3 separate regions of the Mus musculus genome follow, and regions 1 and 2 are each linked to region 3. A link is a contact called in ENCODE Hi-C or POLR2A ChIA-PET data. All regions are on one chromosome and are shown on one strand. The core of a region is the stretch at or near the end of the contact, and the rest is flanking DNA. Distances in the headings are between cores, read along the strand shown. Region 1 overlaps Piezo1 (piezo-type mechanosensitive ion channel component 1). Region 2 holds the start of Galns (galactosamine (N-acetyl)-6-sulfate sulfatase). Region 3 holds the start of Aprt (adenine phosphoribosyl transferase).

Region 1 (3,969 bases), core at 121-2,620, 53 kb before region 3:
ACCAGATTAGACACCTAGTTGGGCCTGGTGCCTCAGGCCTGGGATCTCAGCTACACAGGATGCTGAGGCAGGAGGATCCCAAGTTCCAGCCTGGCCTGGGATACTCAGCAAGACCTTGTTGTCTCAAAATAAAAAATAAAAATGGCTAGAGGCCAGGTGTGGCAGTGCACGCTTACCCTGGAAGCACTTGGGAGGCCAAGGCCGGAGGAGCTGGTGGGCGGAGAATCAGGTGAGGTCACCCTCAGCTGCCTAGGGAATTCAAGGACAGCGGAGGTCACACAAGACCTGACAGGAGGTGTGACCTAGTGCCTCTGTGATAGACCACTTGCCTAACATGTATGAAATTCTAGGATCAACGACCACAAAATACCTAAGTATATCAACCACACTAAACCCGGATCTTCAGCTCTAGGGAAGCGCCCTGCTAGATCCTGCCCTCTGCCATCCCCAGATGGCTGCATGAAGTACAAAGGAGGGGACCAGATAACTGCTGCTGAGCAGGACAGCTGCAGGACTGGGGGGTGGGGTCCTGACCCACACCCTAGCTGCTCCCTGCCACCCGTTGGGATTCCGGGTCTCCTGCCTGCCTTATTTGGCCTGGGCTGCAACTATAAACACTTCTGGGTGAGATTTCGGCCAGTGGGTGGGGCCAGGCAGAGGAGGAAGAGGAAGGAGGAGAATTCCAGCAGCAGCTAGAAGCTGCGCGCTGGGAGTCCGGAGTCAATGAAGCCTAGTGGCCACACCTGCCACCCCCCAGGAAGGCTGAAAGCAAAAACTTAAGCCAAACCAGGCCCAGAAGGCTCTGGCCAATCCCCCTTCCTGGAAGAGGAGGGTTGGTACAGTCAGCTGAGGGCACATGAGGAAGCCAGCTGCCCGGACTTGTTCCTAAAGCTTGGGACTAAGGCTCCTAGACTGGGTTAGCCTGGGCAGTGTGGCTGGATATCTTAGCACCTTTGATCAGGCCCAGGTGCAGCCAGCAGGAAAGAGGGTCAGTCAAGCCTAAGGTGCATTTTGCTCCTTTGAAGCTGTCCTCACTTGTCACTTCTACAGCCCCAGGGAGACACTGAGCCTGGCAGCCATGCGAAGTCATGGTAATTTCAGCGCTAGCCACCGTCTGTTCAGATACATCCAATCTGGCTGGCCCCTTCTCCGAGTTATTCCTGATCTGCTGGAGACAGGAAAGGCAAGGGGGTTGAGGATGCCTAGCTGACGGACGCCCACCTCTTCAGGCTCCAAAGCCGACGTGAAGCGCAGGGACAGTTTCAAAGCACATTGTGGATACAGAGCTCTAATCGGATCTGTTTCCTTCTGTTAGAGAAGAAAGTGATGCCCCTTGTGGGAGACAGACAAGAGCAGTCAGGAGGGCGTGTGGACCAGTCCTGGCTGATCGAGGAGAGGGGTCGAGTCGGGAGCTGCCTCAGCCTGAAGCAGCCGGGGTTGGGAGAGGCACAGGGACTTCATTTTACCTACTTGGAGCCCGGCCAAACTGCCTGGGCTCTGGGAGCACTTGGAGCATTTAATTACCATAGTGTTGGGGGTTTAATTAGTGCGACGCGTCTGGGAACCGTGGTTTCACGGCTCAGCTGACCTGCATGGGGTGGGTCGAGTCATTCTGGCTCTCTCTCTCAACACCGAGGGTGGCCTGGTAGCCATAATACCAGTAAGAGAACCCATGGACACATAGTCACATACTCCCATCTGAACAGCTAGTCAACTTTTATGTTTCCCTCAGCCCACAGTGACCTTGTCATACTTTGAGGAAGTCGCAGAGCAAGAGGGGACAGGCTGAGATGAGGTAGGTTATACAGGTAACAAACAGGAGGTAAGGCTGAATATGGACGCCCGGAGGAGGTGGGAGGGAGGGATGCCCACTGCCCAGCGAGCTGGACATGGCCCGCAAGGCACTGTGGTTCCTCGGCTCTCGGCTTCTCCCTAACTTGGAGCAACTCCACAGTATCCACTCCTAGCAGAGCAGGTCAGAGGTGCTGAAGGCAGTGAATGCCCAGAAGACCAGCAGGAAATGGCTTGGTGCTGAGCCCTGGCTCTCAACCAGGGCTGCATCAGGCAAAGAGATCAAGGATGGATGATACAGCTACTGCTGGCACCAGAGACAAGCTGGCAGAGGGATGCTTGCCTCCCACCCCAAACTTCTCAGGACAGCCCAGAGACCAGAGACAGAGAAGACACGAGGAGAAACTCAATCCGACCGTGACAGGTCCTCTTCCCAGCAGATGCTGCGTTGGTCCCAGTTAGTCAGTCAGCTAACTAACTGGGGACCCTGCTCACAGTCTCCCCCCCTAAACAACCCACAATGCCTATCACACAGAGGCACAGTCTGTACTCTATGCGAGTCGCTTGGAGGTATGAGACTGAAGCCACCCAAAGCTGACCTACCCACAGGCGACAACTATCAACAAAAGAGGAGAGAACTCAGGGTACAGGGTGGGCCCCATTCCGTATCAGCCATCCCCACCCACTCCTCCCTGGAGGGAGGAAGCCAGACCTATCTGCAGCCATCTCTACTGGCTGTCACAGGTAAACAGGCCGGGTAGCACATGGGCAGGGCCCTGGGAAGTACATGGGTGCAGAAAATAGTCCCTATCCCATTTGGGAGGGAGTTGGCCCGCAGAACTGTCCCTCCTGAAGGTGACACCCTCCTCACAGACCACTTGGAGCTCAGAGGGTCTTCGCCCTCAGCAGGAAGCTGAAGAAGGGGCTGGTCCTGGCCCTGTATACTGTGTACCACTGACAAATTTAGCCTCGGACTGGGAGTTCTTCCCTTAATACACCGTGAGCTCTCCAGAGCCTGGAGCAAGTCTGGTGAGCCGCTCGCAGAGCCTCCACCAGGGTCAGTCCTGTCCACTTCCCTGACCACATGTTACCTCTCCCCAGATCGTAGCTACTCAAGAGCTCCCACTAACTGGAGTAAATTGTGTATCCAGGTCTCCCAGCTGAGCTGTGAAGGGCACGGGCTGAGCTGTGAAGCCACCACGTGGCTTACACAGGGAGGAGAAGCAACGGCCTAGCAAACCACGGAAGGCTTTCCTAGGTAGAGCCTCCCTTTCCCTACCCAATGCCTGCCATCTGTCAGATGAGGGAAACTGAGGCACTGTGGGCACGGCCCCTCCACAGCTTCACCTACTCCTCTAGACACTACATCTGTCTGGAGAAAAACAAAACAAAACAAAAACCAAACAAGCCAAACAAAAGAACCGGGCCAGGGCATGATCAGTTTCTTGATCCACTAGCAACAAGCACACATATGCCTTGGGCTCTTTCCTAGGAGCACAGAGACCCTGAGACCCCACTACAGACATCCCAGTGCGGGACGTTCACACCGCTCCCAGGTGACTGTGGTCAGTGGTCAATTGCAATTCTCCCACTAGAGCCATCTGAGAGTACCTCAGAGGTTGCCATGGAAGAGGCAAACTGAAGCAGGGTGGCCATAGACCCTGCCCCAGGACCTGAGTATGGGTGTGGGACCTGATGTCACCCAGAGTTCCACGTTATGATTCAAACCTGCCCAGTGCCCAGCTGGTAAATTGCAGCCAACAGGATGAAGCCAGCACGGTAGCTCTTGAATGTTCAGAGATGACATAGTTGGGTTCCAGGTCCCTCAGGGGCTTTGTGACTGCCAGTCTGAGCATGTAAGAGGCTCCTTAGTGAGCCGGCCAGGCTCCAAACTCAGGGTGAGCCCCTGAGTCTCTATAAACCTGGGAAAGACATCTCTGGCCTTACCTCTTCTCTCAAAGGATGGGGGTGCTCTAACAAGACAAGTGGGGTGGGGAGCATCCCCTGGACAAAGCACTGAGCAACCCCAGTCACTTGCTGAGAAAGGAATAGGTTACCACAGGCAATTTCCCTACAGAGTGGACAGCACATTCCAGAAGCCTCTTGAACCACACTGATTAGCATGGAAGGGCTGGCCTTTCGCTCTGCTCTGCGTAAACAACCCAGCTCCTGACCTGA
Region 2 (3,622 bases), core at 857-3,356, 35 kb after region 3:
CCTGTCACAGCCCCCGGGTATCCAGAAGGTAGGTGGTGGTGGTTCCTAGTCAACCACCTTCAGGTAAACCGTTGGTCATTGCTTGTCACATTCCATTACCTAAAAACCTCTCTACTCAGCTGGAGCTGCCCAACGGAAATGCACTGTGACCTTCCATGTGACTTTATTTCCTAGTCACCACATCAGAAAAGCAGTTAGGTAAGTCTTTAGGTTTGGTGGCTCATGCTTGCAATCCCAGCACTGGGGAGGTGGAGGCAGGAGGATTGCATTGAGTTTGAGGCCAGCCAGGGCTACAGAGTGAGTTTCAGGCCAGCCAACACTACTTAGCAAGACCCTATTTCAAAAAAGCAAGCAAGAGAGCAAGCAAACAAAACACAAAAAGTAAGGACGCCAAAATGAAAGCTAAGAGCACATTTACTTAACTCAGTTACCCAAAGTCTATCAGTTCAACGTTCTTCAGGAGTCTCAAGGGAGTGTCAGAGAAGACCTCTCCTCACAGGCTGTCATTTGGAAAAGAGCAGAAAACTGACAGACGAGCCTGTAGTCAGTACTTCTGGATCAAACCAGTGGAAACAAACAAACCGAGCCAGTGCGATTTGGCCCTAAAACGACTTAATACTGAAAGGCACTATATATGTATGAAATCTCTCTCTATATATAGATCTTCAGTACTGCTCATTACTGTGCAAAGTCTGCTATTAGTGACCAGGACAGGAGCCAGAGAAGCCAGACATCCATTGTGTGAACAGTCAGCATCCACAAAGAACGGGAAGCTGGAAGGGGTTTCCTGCAGTGGCTTCTGGGTGGTGGGACTTATGTACAGGACTTTTTAGATCTGTATTTTTCTTAGTAATAAAAAACTACTAAGCTAATGTTTATCAAGTGGGATGTTTACTTTCTTTTTCTCCTATTAAGTCTCTAAAATTGGAATGGCGAGATGGCTCAGAAGGTAAGAGCACTGACGAGTTCAAATCCCAACAACCACATGGTGGCTCACATCCACTCATAATGAGATCTGACACCCTCTTCTGGTGTGTCTGAAGACAGCGACAGTGTACTTATCTATAATAATAAATAAATCTTTTTTTAAAAGTCTCTAAAATTCAACTTATTTTACATATATAGCACCTCTCCATTCTGATGGGCCCACAGATCGCTAGACAGCATCCCTCTCCCCTTTTTGAGGAGGTAAGTGTGGATCAGCACAGGTCTGAAGGCCCTGCAGAGGGCTGGTTTGGCTATTAATTAGCCTCGGCCGGTATTAGCCTCTGATTTGTTTCAAATCATCCTGAACTGGATGTGACTCTGATTCTAACAATAGCCAACAGATGTCACTCCACAGTGTGTGTCTGGGGGTGGGGGGGTGGGGGTGGAGGTGGGGCTGGCAGGCTGAGACTGCGAGGAAGGCACAGTCCATCTAGTTCTGTTTGGATAGTTCCATCTGACTTAGTGTTCTACATGACTGATTTCTAAGCTTTCATGTCACTTCAGGGCGACAGATTTCTCAGACAGGGACACTGAGGGAGATATGCCCCAGGGCAGAATTCATAAATGACCACAGGCTGCACTCGCAGGTGACATTCTATGCCTGACTTTGTGGTCAGAGTTCCCCCAGAGGTCAGGCTGGAGGTGGGCACCAAGGCAGGGCCACCTGTTGAGGGGAGGAGAATGTCAGCCCGCTCTCGGGAGGGGAAGTAGGAAGAAAAGGGCCTCCCTGAACACCTACCCCCACTGCGGAAACAGTGAAAGATGTGACACCGGGCTCTGGGCCTCCCTCGGGTCACTGCTCATCCGCCGTGTGGCTGCCCTGTGTCTTCCGTGTCCCCCCGCCGCGTGGCCCCACTTACATCGTCCATGAGCAGTAGCACGATGTTGGGGGGCTGCGGAGCACCTGCGGCCAAGAGTCCTAGGGCACTCAGTACCAGCAGCAGCTGCTGGGCTGCGGTACAGGCCGCCATAGCAAACCAAGCTCCCGCTGAGGAGTCAAGACCCAGTCCCAAGCCTGCCGCGGTTCCTTTTGGACTGTAGGGCGGGCCCTGGCGGCAGAATGAGAGGAGGGGCAGGGCCACGGAGAAAAGAAGAGGGAGAGGTGGGGCCTAGGCTGTCTGAGTGACAAGGGAGTGGGCTGGGCCTTACGGGAAAGGGGCGGGACCAAGGCCGGACCTGAGAGTCTGGGCGGAGCCATGGTAGAGAGAGGCGGGCTCTGAGCCTCGGTGGGAGGAGAATGGGCGGGGCCTGCCTCCACATCGGGTCACATGATGTGGCGCACAGCCTGCCAATATGGCGGTGTGCATCGCGGTGATCGCCAAGGAGGTGCGTGAGAGGCTGCGGGCGGCGGGCGGCGGGCGGCGGGCGGCGGGCCTCCTTCCAGCCATGGTCTTGATCTTTTCAACTCTGAGCTCCAAGCCTCAGCCAAGCCCTATGATCAGGATCCTTCCGGCTCGCTTTCGCTGACAGCTGACAGCCGTCCGCCGCCAGTTTGCAGGCCTCCGCCTCCGGGTTTTGAGATCCCCCGGGAAGCTTAGCTGGTCGCTGCAGCCTGCCACCCGTCGCTCTACGCGTTCTTTTCACGGCCTCAGCTGCCTTCCGCGTCCGGTCTTTCTGCCCCGCCTTCCGGACCGTCCCCTGGCTGCCCAGCCGGCGCTATTTAAATATAAGCCTGGCGCGGCTCAAGTCAGCCTAGAATCCAAGTGCTTTTCTTTGCCTTAGGATAGTCCCCTTCATGTCTTTTGCACCCTTCTACTCCACCGTGAAGGCCTGCAAACCTCTAGACAGCATCCCTCTCCCCTTTGTACCCTCTATTCCCAACTGTCATCTTGCTGGCCAACATATATATTCATTTCTTTCCGGAAAGCTGTTTATGGATGCTAAGACAGCTCCAGAGGGCCACAATATCCTGTTGCATGAAGCCTGTATCCCTATTAGGCTTTTTCTGAGATCTGCCATTAGGGATTAGACTGCTGTGAAGCTGTCAGTATGAAAGAGGGAGTTATACCCCCAGGAGGCCACCAAAACCAAAACTCATGTCATAGGCAGCTGCTGCTTTGATAAACTCAGGAGGAGGAAGTCCAGTATCTATGCTGAAGGGTCCTGATTTGGAGACTCATTCAATGTCTCGAAGCACTGAGAACAGACCACTACCCTAGTGTGGCACGTTAAGAAATAGCTAGTGCCCCTGCTGTTAGGATGACACTACAGAGTGTGCTGGTGGTTGAGGCAGAGGTGATCCTAGGAAGAGAAGTGTCAGGGTATGTTGTTAGGCTGTGCTCAGGTTGGCATTCCGGAGTCATTTCTGCTCACTTCCTGCCCCTGTGCATTTGTCTCTACTGCTTCCACCCTCCCTTCCTCCTCCTTTCTGGTACAGGTGAGAGAACTAGGGCTTAATGCTGCGACTCAAGCACTCCACTACGGAGTTACATCTCTGGTCCCATATTGCTTTTCTTTTTGGCACTGGGAATTGGACTTAGTGCCCTGTGCATGTCAGGCAAGTGCCACACCACCCAGTTTTATCTTTATAGTCCACTCTCTGCAGACAGTCTTCCTTAGGTTCAGTTATGTCGCTGAAGGCAGCATGCCACAGTGCATTAAGCAGTAGAGAGTCATTGTCAGGCTGAGAGCACAC
Region 3 (3,976 bases), core at 1,071-3,570:
CTGGAGGCCCTGGAATGTGACCCATGCAACAAACTGAGGAGAAGCAGCATGCATATCAAAACGGTTTATTGATCTCCAGTAGCACAGCTCTGCTATGCTCCAGGGTGTGTGGCACGTGTACAAAGTACAAGGATCCAGGGGTCCACAGGCACGGCGGATCAGCTGACCAAAGGAATGAGTGATAACACTCACAAAAGGGCGGCCGGTAGCTCACAAAGGTCACTTAGGCGCCTGGGCTGAGCCACCAAGCAGTTCCTGGTGCTGCTGGGAGCAGGGGTGTGACCATCTAGCCAGCTCCTCAGTCATACTGGAGGAGAGAGAAGAATGGTATAGGTCCTAGCCTCTCCCTGCCCTTCAGCGAGGTCAGCTCCACCAGGCTCACACACTCCACCACTTCAGCCCGGAGCTGGTGCAGCAGGTCACAGGCCGCAAACATGGTTCCTGGGGGGAAGGGACAGAGAAAGAGGAGGTGTTCAAGCTCTTTGCTTAGTCAGCACCCAGGACAGGGTCTGGCCCTTTGAAGTCTGTTTGTCTTGGGTTGGTTCTTTACCTCCTGTGGCCAGGAGGTCATCCACAATGACCACTCTCTGCCCGGGTTCCAAGGCATCTTTCTGGATTTCCAGCTCAGCCTGCAGACAGGAAGTAGTGTAAGACAGAGTCTAGGCGCGAACAAGTGGCCACCTCCCTAGCCTCGAGCGTTTCTGGGTGGTGTAAACCTGACCCAATGTCTCAACCTCTCTGAGCACCCACATTTACTCCTAGACACTGGTAGCCGTGATAAGACCCTGCCCTTCCTCTACACACAGCTCGCTTACCTTCCCATACTCCAGAGAATAGGAGGCTGACACAGTGGGGCCCGGCAGCTTCCCCTGTTTCCGGATGAGCACACAGCCCACGCCCAGCTCCTGAGCTAGGGAAGGGCCAAACAGGAAGCCCCTGGAGTCTAGACCTGTTAGGGTAAGGAGGGAAGGTTGTGGGATGGAGCTGAGGGGCATGGGAATCTAGAGGCCAAGTATGGGCGAGGTCAACACTTGCTAGGAACACTAGGTCTTGCTGACTACGGCTAGAAGAACGTTGATGGCTACTGGGTAGCCATCAACTCATCATCTCAGCCTTGGGGATCCTACCTGCCTTCTGAACAGCTCAGGGCCACCTATGGTGGCTCTTGCCACCTTTCAAATGCAGCATCTAGCTGTCGTGGGAAGGATACATACATGCCCTAATTTCTGGAGCATGGCCAGGGGTACCAATAGGAAGTGAAGTGGGCAAAAGTCTGTGGTCCCTGAGCACTTACCAGGGCCACTCTGTTCTCTGGGGTGCCCACCCTCCCTCTGGACACTCCTGGTGGACATTCAGCTGTCCTAGGGTGTTTCTGAAGCTCAGGCATGGAGCCAGGTAGACAGCAGTTGTTTAACACAAGCTTGTGTGAGGGAACAAGAGAAAGATGCCCCGGTGTAGTCCTGGGGAGAAACAGCCCCTGAAGCTACCAGGCTTGAGGTCTGCCCAGGCACGCCACGCCCAACCAAGGTTACCTAATTTTTAGTATCTAGTTCATCCCAGAGGCTACCCCTAAGCAAGGATGTCCGTCATCTGGAGGTTCCAGGGTCTCCCAGCCTGCTGTCAGGATGCTGGCCAGCTTTGTGCCCTAAAAGAGGGAGGCCTGGTTCTGGACACAAGGACAGAGCAGAGTTCGTCTCTAGGAACAAGCACCGAGGGCAGATGCCTTAGGGTACCTAGCAGGGAAGGGAGACTCCTACATAGTTCATCCAGGGTGAACAAGCGTCCAAGGCAGTGAGGAACCAAGGAGGAAGTGTCAGAGGTTGAAGAAAGAATGGATGGGTGTGGGGCAGACTGTGGGTGACACGAGGGGGAAAGGGGATAGGGGCTAGGACCGTGGGGGACGAGCACGGCCTAGCAAGGCCACTCGCCTGCGATGTAGTCGATCTTGCCGCTGTGCGTGGACTTCAGGTGACTGGCCAAGAGGCGGATGGAAGCTCGGAAGGAGTCCGGGTCTTTCAAGAGGGGCGAGATATCCCTGGGAACAAGGACAGGAGAGTGACCCGCGTGTGGCCGGGCAGAGGCCCCGCAAGATCCCCGAGGCTGCCTACGCGCCTGCGCCGGGGGATGAGCGTACAGCGCCAACGCCTCGCCGGCTCGTGACCGCACCTGAACAGCACGCCCGGGATTGGGAAGTCGGGGAAGCTGCGGATGCGCCGCGCCACCAGTTTCAACTCAGGTTCCGACATGGCCGCGTGCGTGTAGGAGGCAGGGAGGAGGTAGGTATCAGCACGCTAAACTCACGTCAATCCCGGGGGGAACAAGGGCGGAGCGTCCTCGATGGGCGGGGCTTCTGGGTGCGGGTTGGTCTAGCACGAGGGGCGGGACAGGCTGAGAGGCGGGGCCTCTGCGAGGTGTGTGTGGGGCCTGAGTCAGGGGTTAGATTTCTTGAGCTGCCTAAACACAAGCATCCCTACCTCAAAGATATATGGGTGGAAAGGGGATGTGCGATGTCCATCCTTTTTTGGTTTTGCCCCACACACGCTTTTTCAGTCCTGCTTTTCCAGGGGCTAGTCTTCTGGACCTGGGGGAGCAGGGACGGGTCTTGCCCAGGTCCGCTGGAGTGGTTTGGCCTTGCGTTCCTTCCCTCGCGCATAGTACAAGGGGCCTGAGATTCAGCCCCTGCTTTCCTGGAATTAGCCCGGAAGGGAGCTGATGGATAGTCTTAGGTCCAGAGGTGGGAGTGCACTGTGTGTGGGCTAGAGCGCAGGGGAAAGCAGGGTAGCAGGGCGGGTAAGGAATGCCTTCTCTGAGACCACAGACACTCCTGTGCATTGCAACAGAATGTGCCCTCCTCGTTTTGGGGTGGGGACCAGAAGGTCCTGATAGCCAGAGACAGAACTGGGGTTCTACCTTCCCAGCACAGTACCTGGGTCTATAGGTAGTGGTGTGGAAGACTGTCCTCTGAGTATAATGGCCATTATCATCTTCAGTGCAGTTGCAATTACTCAAAAGATATCCTCCAAATTGGCCCATGCTCCATCAAAGGAGAGGGTGTGGGGAGGGTCCAATGGATTCTAAACATTCCTTCTTGGACCTTCCTGTGAGCCCGTGAGCTGCATTCTTCCATTTGATGTGGTCTCTGGAGGCACTAGAATACACACACACACACACACACACACACACACACACTCACATGGAGGAAGGTTAACTAAAGGGAAGCTCCGTTATGAATCTATTAGGAACTTGTCATCTATGCTGGGCCGAGACTTTTCCGTTTGGTTGATGCAGCTGCTCTGGGGGTCATTCATGTTCTTGTAGGCAGTGAACTCATTGGACACGATGGTTACTTTAGGCTCTCACTGGAATCGTATCTGGGGCATCTGTTTCTGAATCCCCAGGGAAAGCTCATGCAACAGGTACGTGGAGATCTAACACACAGTCTCCCATCATAATCTCGATTTTAAAGACCAGGATATGCCGGGCGGTGGTGGCGCACGCCTTTAATCCCAGCACTTGGGAGGCAGAGGCAGGTGGATCTCTGAGTTCAAGGCCAGCCTGGTCTACAAAGTAAGTTCCAGGACAGCCAGGACTACACAGAGAAACCCTGCCTTGAAAAAAATAAAAACAAACAAACAAACAAAAGACCAGGATAGGTGGTCTCATGATGGCGCACGCCTTTAATCCCAGCACTCCCAAGAGAGGCAGGCAGATCTCTGAGTTCAAGGCCAGCCTGTCCTACAGAGTGAGTTCTAGGAGAGCCAGCACCTCACTGAGAAACCCTGTCTCAAACCAACCCAAAAATAGACTTGGGGCTACCAGAGCTAACCCCCTCCTGTTCCTTTATTCTTCCTCTCAGTCTCTTCACCATCATTTCCCAACCGTTACAGCTCAACCTTGGCTCTGCAGTTACTGCACAGATGTGAAAACTTGTCCATGAGCCTTCAGAGAAAGGGTCTTGGAGATTATGTGGAGCATA

What was found. A loop is a pair of places that touch in the nucleus more often than their neighbours do. ChIA-PET counts read pairs that join two places held with the same protein, here RNA polymerase II (POLR2A).
Region 1: POLR2A ChIA-PET joins it to region 3 with 25 read pairs in embryonic stem cell. The contact joins the enhancer-like site here to the promoter of Aprt in region 3. POLR2A ChIA-PET finds 5 or more read pairs at or near these places in 4 of 5 experiments (Patski and embryonic stem cell).
Region 2: a map of left cerebral cortex shows a loop between it and region 3 (4-fold over the local background). The contact joins the promoter of Galns here to the promoter of Aprt in region 3. A Hi-C loop is called at or near these places in 8 of 37 maps with a recorded cell type or tissue (T-helper 2 cell, adrenal gland, heart and 2 more). POLR2A ChIA-PET finds 5 or more read pairs at or near these places in 4 of 5 experiments (Patski and embryonic stem cell).

What each region holds. Positions count from the first base shown.
Region 1 is chr8:122,522,726-122,526,694 of GRCm38, forward strand. The region is part of intron 1 of Piezo1 (piezo-type mechanosensitive ion channel component 1); the gene reads right to left. Among named protein-coding and RNA genes, the nearest start is that of Gm26497, 4.0 kb to the left of the region's middle. Within about 2 kb of position 1,371, at least 1 of the 3 ENCODE cell types and tissues checked has a DNase peak (open chromatin) inside an H3K27ac peak, as active enhancers do.
Region 2 is chr8:122,609,381-122,613,002 of GRCm38, forward strand. It overlaps Galns (galactosamine (N-acetyl)-6-sulfate sulfatase), which reads right to left and starts at 2,107. Exons shown (of 14, transcript NM_016722.4): 1 at 1,848-2,107. The coding sequence starts at 1,958. It overlaps Trappc2l (trafficking protein particle complex 2-like), which reads left to right and starts at 2,246. Exons shown (of 5, transcript NM_021502.2): 1 at 2,246-2,313. The coding sequence starts at 2,281.
Region 3 is chr8:122,574,587-122,578,562 of GRCm38, forward strand. It overlaps Aprt (adenine phosphoribosyl transferase), which reads right to left and starts at 2,321. Exons shown (of 5, transcript NM_009698.2): 1 at 2,167-2,321; 2 at 1,929-2,035; 3 at 816-949; 4 at 551-629; 5 at 51-441. The coding sequence starts at 2,246. The coding sequence ends at 299. Galns (galactosamine (N-acetyl)-6-sulfate sulfatase) reads right to left here. Exons shown (of 14, transcript NM_016722.4): 14 at 3,651-3,976.